Regions from separate parts of the Homo sapiens genome. Here region 2 is linked to region 1. The links are chromatin loops, found by intact Hi-C in ENCODE. Cell type or tissue: endothelial cell of umbilical vein. All regions are shown on one strand. Links, peaks and the distances in the headings refer to the core of each region. The heading gives the core; the rest is flanking DNA. Region 1 overlaps HS1BP3 (HCLS1 binding protein 3). Region 2 has its middle 28 kb from the start of PUM2.

Region 1 (5,374 bases), core at 269-5,268:
CTAGGAAGCTGTAACAGGTGACAGGTGTACCGGCGCTCCTGGAGGGAGGTAAAGTCATAGTGTGCACATCACAGTGACTGATATTTGCATAACAACTATAGGAAGTGGAAAAGCTGCCTTTTATATTCATATTTCAACTGTTGGTTAAATACACAAAGACCTCTTTAGAGCAAAGTGAATCTGAAATAGTGATAACATTTTACAAAGGAACTTTCCTGTAGTGCTCCATCTCATTTTATCCTTTCAGCCACTGGGCCTCTACTTTACCCCTACTCTACAAAGAAAGAAACAGGCTTGGAGAAGTACAGCAACGCACTCAGCGTCCGCCAGCTGAGTGGCAGAAAGGGGATTTGAACCTGGGACTGCCCATCTTTAACCCTGCTCTGGGGGTAGCCACACATCCTGGGGGTTTCCAGCTGCCCCACTCACTGTCAAACCATACTCTAAGGGGCCCTCGCCTTCTGCAAAGCTGCCCAGGGCTACCCCAGGAAGTGGGGCTGAGGCTGGAGGGACAAAGATCCAGTCCTCACTTGTCCCAACCAGGGGAAATCCTACTTCAGCCTGTTTTATGTACTGGGATTCTGGATGATATTTCTCTTGAGCCAAAGGTTTTGCTACTGAATTTAAAAAGCAGAAACCACTGGTACATCTGTTGTTCCTAACAGCCCATTCATTCAGGCAGGACTTTGTGCAGTAATCTGTTTTTTTGTTTGTTTGGTTTCTGTTTTGTTTTGTTTTTGAGATAGAGTCTCAGTTGCCCAGGCTGGAGTGCAGTGGCACAATCTCAGCTCACTGCAACCTCCGCCTCCCAGGTTCAAGCGATTCTCCTGCCTCAGCCTCCTGAGTAGCTGGGATTACAGGCGTGCCCCATCATACCCAGCTAATTTTTGTATTTTTAGTAGAGACAGGGTTTCACCATGTTGACCAGGCTGGTCTTGAACTCCTGATCTCAAGTAACCTGCCCACCTCAGCTGCCCAGAGTGCTGGGATTACAGGCGTGAGCTGCTGCGTCCGGCCACGGCAGTAATCTGGATGGGGAAATGCAGTTGGCATGCACACTGTGCTGCTGTGATCACTGTGACAGCCTGGGTGGAGTGCCGCCTGCGTGACGCTGCAGGGCAGCTGTGGCACCTGCCTCCTCCTTTCCTTATGGCTTTGGGTCCCCAGCCAGGCCAGGGCTAAGTGCTGCACAGGTGCAGGGTGAGGTCGGGCCCAGCCATCCTGGCTCGTGGCCCCCACATGAACCCCAGGATGGCACAGCAGAGAACTCGTCCAGCAGGTGGGTCAGCAGACGAGGGAAAGCCCAGCCCGAGCAGGAGTTGCTGGGGAGCAGACAGTACCGGAAGTGCCTTCTGGACACGCCCTGTCCTCAGCCCCCTGTGGGCGGCAGACTGTGGTGACGGCTGACCTGCCACTCTCCACACCTGTTTCCTTTCTGGCATTTCCAACACTTTAACAGAATTTGGTTTCTGGGAATTCTCAAACAGGAGCTTGCGGAAGAACCAACTCAAGAGCTTGTTAAAACACAGATTCTGGGGGCCCTACCCAGATCTGAGGGGGGCCTGGAATCTCTATCTCTGCCAAGCTTTCAGTGGCCCAGAATCCCTAGGTGGTCTCTGTTGCACTGGTGGCATCAGGGGAGCCCTGGGTGCCCAGGCTCAGGCTGGAATGAACAAAGAGGTGCCAGGCCCATGCGCAGTGGTCGGGATATTTAGCAAGAGGCACCCTCGGGGAAGCAGCTCCAGGGCACCTCAGGAGGTGGGACTGAGGCCCTGCTGTCCCCACAGAGCTCCCCTCCACGGCTCACCTTAAGGGACTGTCTTGCTGCTAAATCTTGGGTTAGCAAATCTGGGAGCACCTGGCAATGTGCCAGGAGCATTCAAAACCACAGAATCATTCCAGAGAAGTGATTTCATCCAAATATAGAGTAAGATATTATTTTTATACTAAAATACATGTGGTTGTTTTATGAAAGATGAAGCAAAATCCATATTAAAAAACAACCATAAAACGTGGCATTCCAGAGAAACATCCAGCTTCACCACGGAGGCCACAGCACGGGGACCCGGGTGTGGGCTCCCCCTTCCAGGGAGTCTGGGAAGACCAGCTTTGCAGGCAGGTGCATTTGTTCATACAGGAGCCAGCCTGTCCCAAGGACGCTGTGAGTCCTCAGGGACCCAGGGCCTGGAGGGGGTCCCTGTGTGCAAAAGAAGAGGTGGGAGGAGTGGGCCCTGAGGGCGGGGGTGGGCAGGGCTTAGAAAAGCAGAGGGGCCTCCCAACAGAGGGGCTTCAGCCCTTAGAGAACCTTTTACTGGAATGGTACCCCAAAGCCCCCAGAAGCAGCTTCAGGGACCTTGCTCTGGGGCACGTATATAGGGGAAGGCTCCATAGAATAAAAGCTTTGTATATGTAGAAGTTCCTCAGGTTATTGCCTGTAATAGCAAAAACCTACAGAAAACCCCGCCACGCCCACAAGCAAGGGCCTGGTAATGCCACTTACAGCCCATCGAGCTGAGAAACCAGCAGAGGAAGGAGGGAGAGTGCAGCTATTGATCTGGAAGGACCTAGAACATGTAAGCTGGAAAAAAGCAAATTCCAGAACGGCACACAAGACAATCTCATTTTGGCAGTAAGATGTGAATATTCAAAGGTGCATTCAGAAATTCACAGGGAAAGGACTTTTATCTGTGTTTGCAATTTTTCTATACTAATTGTGTGTTATTTGAGTCACAATGAAAAAGGTTTCCCGCAGAGGATTTCCAGCATAAGGCAGAACTATTAGGGTAGAATGTCAATTTTCTCAGCACCGTGACATTCTAAAATAGAAACTTAAATACAAAACAGGGGCGACATGGAGCAGCAATCGGGACAGACCATAGGGTGGAAAAGCAGAGTACGAAAAGGCACGTGCATTGTGCCTGCGGTTGCATGGATGCTGCTGGGACGGGGTCAGAAGAGAGCCCCAGCAGATGGAGAGAGCGGTGGTGTTGGGATGGGCCGAGGTGAGGGCTTTTTCTATCTTTAATTGCTCTCTAATGGTGTAATAACGCTCTCTTGTCCCTAATCAAAACCAGGTTTAAAAGACAAAGAAAAGCCAGGCCGGCCTGGGCTCCGGCTTTGTGCTGGCGACTCCCACCCTCCCAGCAGCCCTGCCGTGGAGCAGCCCTTCAGCAGAGCAGCAGCGCCTCGCCGCGGCCACGGCGGGGAAGGACCGAGGCTGGTTGCATGGAAATGGTGGCCGCTCCAGGAGAGCCCAGAGCTAAGCCCAGACATGGGGCAGGGCAAGCTGGGAAACGGGTGCCGCTGCATCTGCACAGGAACCAAGCGCACGGGAGGGAGAGGGGTGCACAAACAGCCTCCCGAGAAGAACAGAAAGTCCCCCACCAAAGGGCAGGTGGGTGGCACCAAGAGAGATCAACAAGCCCACCTGGGTGTCTGTGAAAGGCCGAGGTGGAAACCCAACTTCAAGGTACGGCTCTGCCACACACACAGCTCTGGAACACACACGGCTCTGGCCAAGATCCTGCTCAACTCCTTCCTCGATTTTACCATCTGTGAAAGGGGGATAATCCTGGGGCCCTGCCCACCTCCCAGGCTGATAAAGACTGGACTGGAGATGGCGTGGGGTCCTGGCTCTGCCATCTGCAGGCTGCAGGAACGTGGACGAACCACCTGACCCTGAACTTGAGTTTCCCACCACACAGAAGAGGCTGATGCCAGTGCAGGCCTCCAGGGCTCCGTTTCTTGACCTGTGCCCACAGTGGATCCTGAAAGCAGTTTGGCGAGTCATGACCTTTCCAAACGTTGAAATAGAATAGAAAATATCCCAGTACAATACACTTAGTAAGGTTTTGTATGAGTTCTGGGAACTTTTGCTTCAGTTTTATGGGATGTTTATACATGTGTGTCCTGGGTCATGGCGTACCATATAGTTTTTACTATGGGTTGTAGCAAGTAGTTTCAGAAATGCTGTCTTACAGATATAATGAGATCATGCAAGCAAATGCTAACTTAGTTCCCAGCATTTCATAAACTCTCAAAAAATTTACTTATTATTCCTGACAGAGGTGATAACGTTGATTCATCAGCACCTTGTCACACGGGTCCTTAAAAAGAAACCCCAGCAGGGGAGGGTCTTAAGCCGGCAGGATTACTCTTAGGTGCTAAGCTTTCCCAGGATTCAGGGGTGAGGGCCCCAGAGTACAGAGCTGGGGAGGGGGCTGCCCCCGCCCCCCCCGCCCCGCCAAGGGGTCCCAGGATAGCTGACACATCTCCCCTGACAATCTGCTAATGAAGTAAGTAGGAAGTTCAAGGCAGCACTTGCCAGCCACAAAGAACATTTTCCTACCCAAAAAAGGAGCCGCTCGGCTAAGTGTGTTCTTCAGCCAAAGGTTGGCACAGACCACCAAAGTCCATCTCGGTTTGGCACTACGTGTGGTTACTCAGAACAACAGAGAATGTGAGTTCAAACAAAGCCTCACCCTTACCAAAATAAAGCCCAAGAAAGGCCTGCCGCGTTGGGCCAGGCTGATAAGGAGTGACTATTACAGGCTTGTCCCCATATCACCCACTACTCTGGCTGCCTCTCCCTCAGGGCCGCTGACCCCACTCAGGGACAAGGCCAGCCACGGAGGGCCAGGAGGAGCGACTGCAGGGCACTTGCTGTGCCCAGGTGCCGCAGGACCCCAGATCTCAGGCCTGTTTCTGCTGCAGCTCCCTGAGCGCCGCGTACCCTTTCCCAGTGCAAATCCTCACCCCTGGACGCTGGTCTCATGGCCACCCTGCAGCCCACCCTCCCATAACCCTCCCCACGAAGAAGGCCTTTCCAGAGTGGGCTGTGATTTTAGGAGAGAATTCTACATGCTGATGAAGTTGAACTTGCTTCTGCCTAATTTCTACTGGGCTCTAATTCCTTTCTGCGGCAGGACCTACACTCATCTGGCGCCCGAGGGCTTTGGTAAACGGCTAAGAGACATTCGTTGTGGTAGAGAGCGGGGAGGACAGCACCCCTGGCCTGGTCTGATTCCACTGAAAGATGGGGCCATGATGGTAGCTGATTGCTAAATTTACATAACTCAGTTCATCGTCACAGGAGCCCTAAGAGGTTGATACGACCATGAGTCCATTTTCACTGAGGAAAACCGAAGAAAAGAGATTGTAAATGGCCAGAGATGTATGGCTGGTGAATGGCCCTGTGTGGAGGCAGGGCCAAGGTGAATGCTCCTGCTATGCAGATGATGCAGCCCAGAGAGCCGCAGCCACCTCTGCGAGTCCCACAGCTGGAAGGAGCACCCAGTCCTCCCACACTAGCCGGACAGGCCCGCAGCCTGCACTACTGAGCTGTCACGGAGGACTCTACCAAGCCCCAGTGCGG
Region 2 (5,374 bases), core at 315-5,314, 260 kb before region 1:
AAACGGACATCTCTTCATTTACTGAGGAAGTTTCAACGTTTTTACATACATGCGCATTGCTTACACACAAAGGCAACATTGAGGTAATGTAATTTTGTGGAAGCAAATTTGGGTAAAATATAAAAGTCTTTATAAAATTTATACCTCCCCTATTGGAAATGATGCGACGATGACATCCATTGCATAGCTGAGCATGGTGGCACACACCCATAGTCCCAGCAACTCGGTAGGCTGAGGCAGAATTGCTTAAGCCCAAGAGTTTGAGGTTGTACTGTGCTATGATCATGCCTGTGCGTAGTCAATGCACTTCAGCCTGGGCAACATAGAGAGACCCATCTCTTAAAAAAAAAAAGAAATCCATAGCATAGTGAGTTGTTGAAAGTAATGCTGACAATTTAAAATAGTGGGAAAAACTAAAAAAATAAAAACAGAAAAATTGACATATGAAAAAGTGTATTACAGGGATAGATTGTGGGTAATTGCACATAGGTAGACCGTAAGAGCTAACCAACTTTGATGATCATTATTACATTTTGAAGTCCTGCATTGAGATGAATAGTTGCTTTTTTTCTTTTAGGGCATGGCTCTTCTTAGCAAATATGTTCACATTCATTTTCAATGTGGTGTTGCTCTTTTTGAAATTCTTGGCCAGGCACAGTGGCTCACACCTGTAATCCCAGCACTTTGGGAGGCTGAGACGTCCCAAATATGGTGAAACCCCATCTCTACCACCACCATCACCAACAAAAAGTTAGGTGGGCATAGTGGTGCGTGCTTGTAGTCCCAGCTACGTGGGAGGCTTAGGTGGGAGGCTGGCTTGAGCCTGGGAGGCAGAGGTAGCGGTGAGCCAAGATATCAGGCCACTCCACTCCAGCCTGAGTGATAAAGCCAGACTTCGTCTCAGAAAAAAAAAAGAAAGAAAGAAAAGAAATTCTTCCATGATTCAGTATTCCCTGTTACATTTTCCCATCTTTTTTTTTTTTTTTTTTTTTTGAGACGGAGTTTTCTCTGTCGCCCAAGCTGGAGTGCAGTGGCGTGATCTCAGCTCACTGCAAGTTCCCCCTCTGAGGTTCAAGTGATTCTCATGCCTCAGCCTCCCGAGTAGCTGGGATTACAGGCATGTGCCACCACACCTGACTAATTTTTGTATTTTTAGTAAAGAAGGCGTTTCACCATGTTGGCCAGGCTGGTCTCAAACACCTGACCTCAGGTGATCCACCCATCTTGGCCTCCCAAAGTACCCAAAAGTGTGAGCCACCGCAACCGGCCTACATTTTCCCATCTGCTGTGCCATGTTTCTATGTTGTTTTGGGGACTCAGAAATCCATTTCACATGCCCTCATATACAGATCATGAATTTGGTGGAAGCAATACTGGCGATAGGACAGCAACACCATGTCTTCTTATTCTACCATGAACATAATTATTTTCAAACCAGTCAATAACTTTGCTGGCTTCTTCAGGCAAATGAAGCTTTATATTTATTAAAAGCTCCTGGAATTTCATCAGCCAGATGGAATATTCACCAATGCAGAAAATGACGCATTTTTAAACTGTAATTTTTGTTGTCGTTCAGATAAGTGGCCAATCCACTCATCTGAATTTTCCACCAAATGCAAATAAAAACAATAATGAAGTAATAGTTCTGCTTAATGTGGTGCAACTGACATGATACAACTGTCCTGCCTACAACTGAAAATGTTCGAATTCCTTTCTCAGAATTCAGCTTTCAGGATTTTAGTCTTTTGGGGTTGTGATATTTAGGATTTTAGATGGTAGGGATTTTAGATCTTTCAGGATTTCACCATTTGCGATTATGGTGTTTGGGATTTTTTCTTTTGGGATTCTGATTGGCGCCATGCAGAATGCACTCCTGGGAAAAAAGTCTCAGACAGACATCCAAAGGTTGATTCGGCTGTTCTTTTGGGCTCAATGCCTACGGAAGGGAAGGGGAGGAAGCAGGATTGGGCAGATGGAGAAAGTGAGCTGCAGTACAGCTTCAACAGAGAGCCCTCTGACCCTCCCGGGAGCTGCAAAACTGGGACCACCCTGCAGAGTTGTGCCAGCCGGGGCAACGGGTCTGGGTCTTTGTGTTCTCACATTGATGGGTCACAGGATGTGGACCTTTCTGGGAAAGGAATGAGCTTGGGTGAGGGGCTCTCTGCAGTTGAGGAAACCCCTGGTTTTCTGCCGGCAGTGCTTCTAGCAGTTGGGAGAATAAACCCCTCATTCCTGAGGGGAGCCTTGGTGGCCCCTCGCAGTGTTTACCATGTTAAGTAAACATGGTAGGGTTGCTGAAGATTAGAGACGCCACAAAGAGGAGTGGGTTTGGGGAAGGCGATGAGCTCCATTTTGCACATAGTGAGTGTGAGGTGTTTCAGGGGCGTGCACGAGGGGTGTTCAGTGGATAACTTGGTGTACAGGTCTGAAGCTCTGGAGGGAGGTCAAGAATAGAACTACAGATTTAGCAAAAATATAAGGATTGGGTGGAAATCAGAGGAATGGATGGGACAGTTGGAGTCAGAAGGAGATGACACCTAAGTTGACCCATCTGGCAGCGGGTCCTCGGTGCAATCTCACAGGAGGAGGCAGCCGGATAAGATCAGCAAAGAACAGTGGCTCAGGAATTCCCAACTCCGTCAGAGCTATTGGTGATGAATGAGAGCCCTGGCCACACTCGCCCTCACAGAGCTCTCAGGGACCAATGTACAAATCAGGTGAAATATGCACTGCCCAGTGGGAAGCTGAATTGCCCGGGAATGAGACTGCTTCTCCCTACTTCTCGCCTGTCCATGTCCTTCTGTTTCCCCTTTGCCTTGACGCCCTCTCTCTCTCTCTCTCTCTGTCTTTCTCCTCTTTCTCCTCTTTCTCTCTGTCCAGTTCTTCTCTCTCCCTCTGTCCCTCTGGGCCCACTAGAGGGCGGCAGCCCCCAGTCCAGGCCTGGGCGTCCACCCTCCCAGCCTTTGCCTGGGCCTGGTGCTCCCGTAGGGAGCGGTGCCAAGATTGCTCTTGGGCCGTGAGGCAGCTCCTCTCCCAGGACTCTGTCCTGTCCTTATAGGGCTCTCGTGGGTGGGAAATACTGGGTTCAGTAGATAGGGCAGGAACGGCTGCTTCTTTGCCTGGCTTTGCTGAAGCTTGGAGGCTGTGGCCAGCTGTTCCTGCCTTGACAGATGGGAGAGGCCTGGCACCTACTCGAGGTCTCTGAGTTGACAATCACTTTCTCCTTCTTGCTCCTGGGGCTGTAGGGCCACGGAGCTTTCAGAAATCAGGACTTGGTCTTGTTCCCATCATTTGTGTCCCAGAGTGTTCTTAAAAGGATTTCTTTTTTCTTTTTTTAAAATTTTAAGTTCCAGGTACATGTGCAGGATGTGCAGTTTTGTTACATAGGTAAACGTGTGCCATGGTGGTTTGCTGCACCTATCAACCCATCACCGAGGTATTAAGCCACGCACGCATTAGCTATTTATCCGGATGCTCTCCCTCCCCCTGCCCACCCCACAATAGGCCCTAGTGTGTTTTGCTCCCCTCCCTGTGTCCATGTGTTCTCATTGTTCAGCTCCCACTTATAAGTTAGAACATGCAGTGTTTGGTTTTCTGTTCCTGTGCTGGTTTGCTGAAGATAATGGCTTCCAGTTCCATCCATGTCTCTCTCAGGGACATAATCTCATTTCTTTATATGGCTGCATAGTATTCCATGGTGTATATGTGCCACATTTTCTTTATCCAGTCTACCATTGATGGGCATTTGGGTTGATTCCGTGTCTTTGCTATTGTGAATAGTGCTGCAATAAACATACGTGTGCATGCATTTTATAATAGAATGATTTATATTCCTTTGAGTATATATCCAGTAATGGGATTGCTGGGTCAAATGGTATTTCTGGTTCTAGATTCTTGAGGAATCGCCACACTGTCTTCCACAATGGTTCAACAAATTTGCATTCCCACCAACAGTGTAAAAGCATTCCTATTTCTCCACATCCTCGCCAGCATCTGTTGTTTCTTGACTTTTTTTTTTTTTTATTTTTAGACAGAATCTTACTGTGTTGCCAAGGCTGGAGTGCAGTGGCGCGATCTCAGCTCACTGCAACCTCCACCTCCCGGGTTCAAGCGATCCTTCCACCTCAGCCTCCCAAGTAGCTGGGAGTACAGGCGTGTGCCACCTCGTCCAGCTAATTTTTGTAAGTTTTAGTAGAGACGGGGTTTCACCATGTTGGCCAGGCTGGTCTCAAACTTCTGACCTTAGTGATCTGTCCCCCTCGGCCTCCCAAAGGGCTGGGATTACAGGCATGAGCCATCGTGCGCAGCCTGTTTCTTGACTTTAATAATTGCCATTCTGACTGGTGTGAGATAGTATCTCATTGTGGTTTTGATTTGCATTTCTTTAATGATCAGTGATGTTGAGCTTTTTTTTCATGTTTATTGGCTGCATAAATGTCTTTTTCTGAGAAGCGTCTGTTCATACAGAAAGAATTTCTTGACACCAATATTGTCCAGGGTATCAAAGGCCCTGGGCTGCTCCACTCCACCTCATGCAGGACCCTCTCCCTGGGCTTCTTGCCAGGGTGTGTGAGGCCCCAGTGCTTCCTAAAAGGCCCATTGTGACCAGAGATCCAAGGAGCTACATCTGAGAAGCATGCATGGCTCTGTGTTGCTGAAGGCATGGTTAAGCTAGGAGAAACTACATTTTCCCAAATGACGGGGACAAAAATGGAATGATCTTGTTGGGGAAAGAGTGTGCTTGGAAGGAACCCCTGGAACAGCAGGTTGGGGACCAGAGTGCTTGTCTAGAGGGGGCCCCAGCAGCCACGCCTCCCTTCTACCCTCTCCCTCCCCCAGCAGCCCAGGGACTAAGCTGTTAGAGTCCAAATTCATTTATTTTCACGTAGCTATCCAGTCTCCCAACATCATTTGTTGTAAAGACAATTCTCCATTGAATTATCTTGATACCCTTCTTGAAAATCAGTAGATCATAAATATATGAGTTTATTTCTCGATACTCTCAATTATATTCCATTATCCATGACTTATAGTAGTCAGCTAATGATTAGAAAGAGCTTTCCTTGAACACCTGATACCAAAATATCTCCCAGTCTTTGCAGATGGGCTTTTTGTAGGTGTTGGGACAGATCTTCAACATTCAGCCAGGTGGTTTGCAATTGTGCCTTAGCCCTCACCTGCTTGAACAGAGCCTGAGGGGAAGGTCACCCTGACATGGAATTTTAGAGCCTTATCAGGTCTTTTCTGAGCATGCGTACCACTTTAGGTGTGTGGCCTTCTAGATTTCCAGGAATCTATGAGAAGTTTTCAAAGTCCTTATTGCCCGAAGGAACTCATTCCCCTAGGCTTTCCATCCAAGTGCATTAGTTAGTCT

Evidence for each region. Hi-C counts contacts between places; a loop is a spot of excess contacts. Peaks named below come from ENCODE experiments on the same cell type or tissue, not always from the same donor. Only the 100,000 strongest peaks of a DNase experiment are listed, where the experiment ranks them.
Region 2: a loop joins it to region 1, with 6 times the contacts of the local background. A loop is called at or near these places in 24 of 110 quality-filtered maps.

What each region holds. Positions count from the first base shown.
Region 1 is chr2:20,632,806-20,638,179 of GRCh38, forward strand. The region is part of intron 4 of HS1BP3 (HCLS1 binding protein 3); the gene reads right to left. LOC124907740 (a long non-coding RNA gene) reads right to left here. Exons shown (of 2, transcript XR_007086243.1): 1 at 3,428-5,374; 2 at 1,911-2,197. Among named protein-coding and RNA genes, the nearest start is that of HS1BP3, 16 kb to the right of the region's middle. RefSeq lists an enhancer at 2,939-2,988. In endothelial cell of umbilical vein, for the core only: a CTCF peak has its summit at 3,186; a DNase peak (open chromatin) is centred at 3,146; H3K27ac peaks cover 1,801 bases.
Region 2 is chr2:20,376,289-20,381,662 of GRCh38, forward strand. No RefSeq gene overlaps it. Among named protein-coding and RNA genes, the nearest start is that of PUM2, 28 kb to the left of the region's middle. RefSeq lists an enhancer at 4,997-5,374. In endothelial cell of umbilical vein, for the core only: a CTCF peak has its summit at 2,925 (motif pointing right); a DNase peak (open chromatin) is centred at 2,953; H3K27me3 peaks cover 745 bases.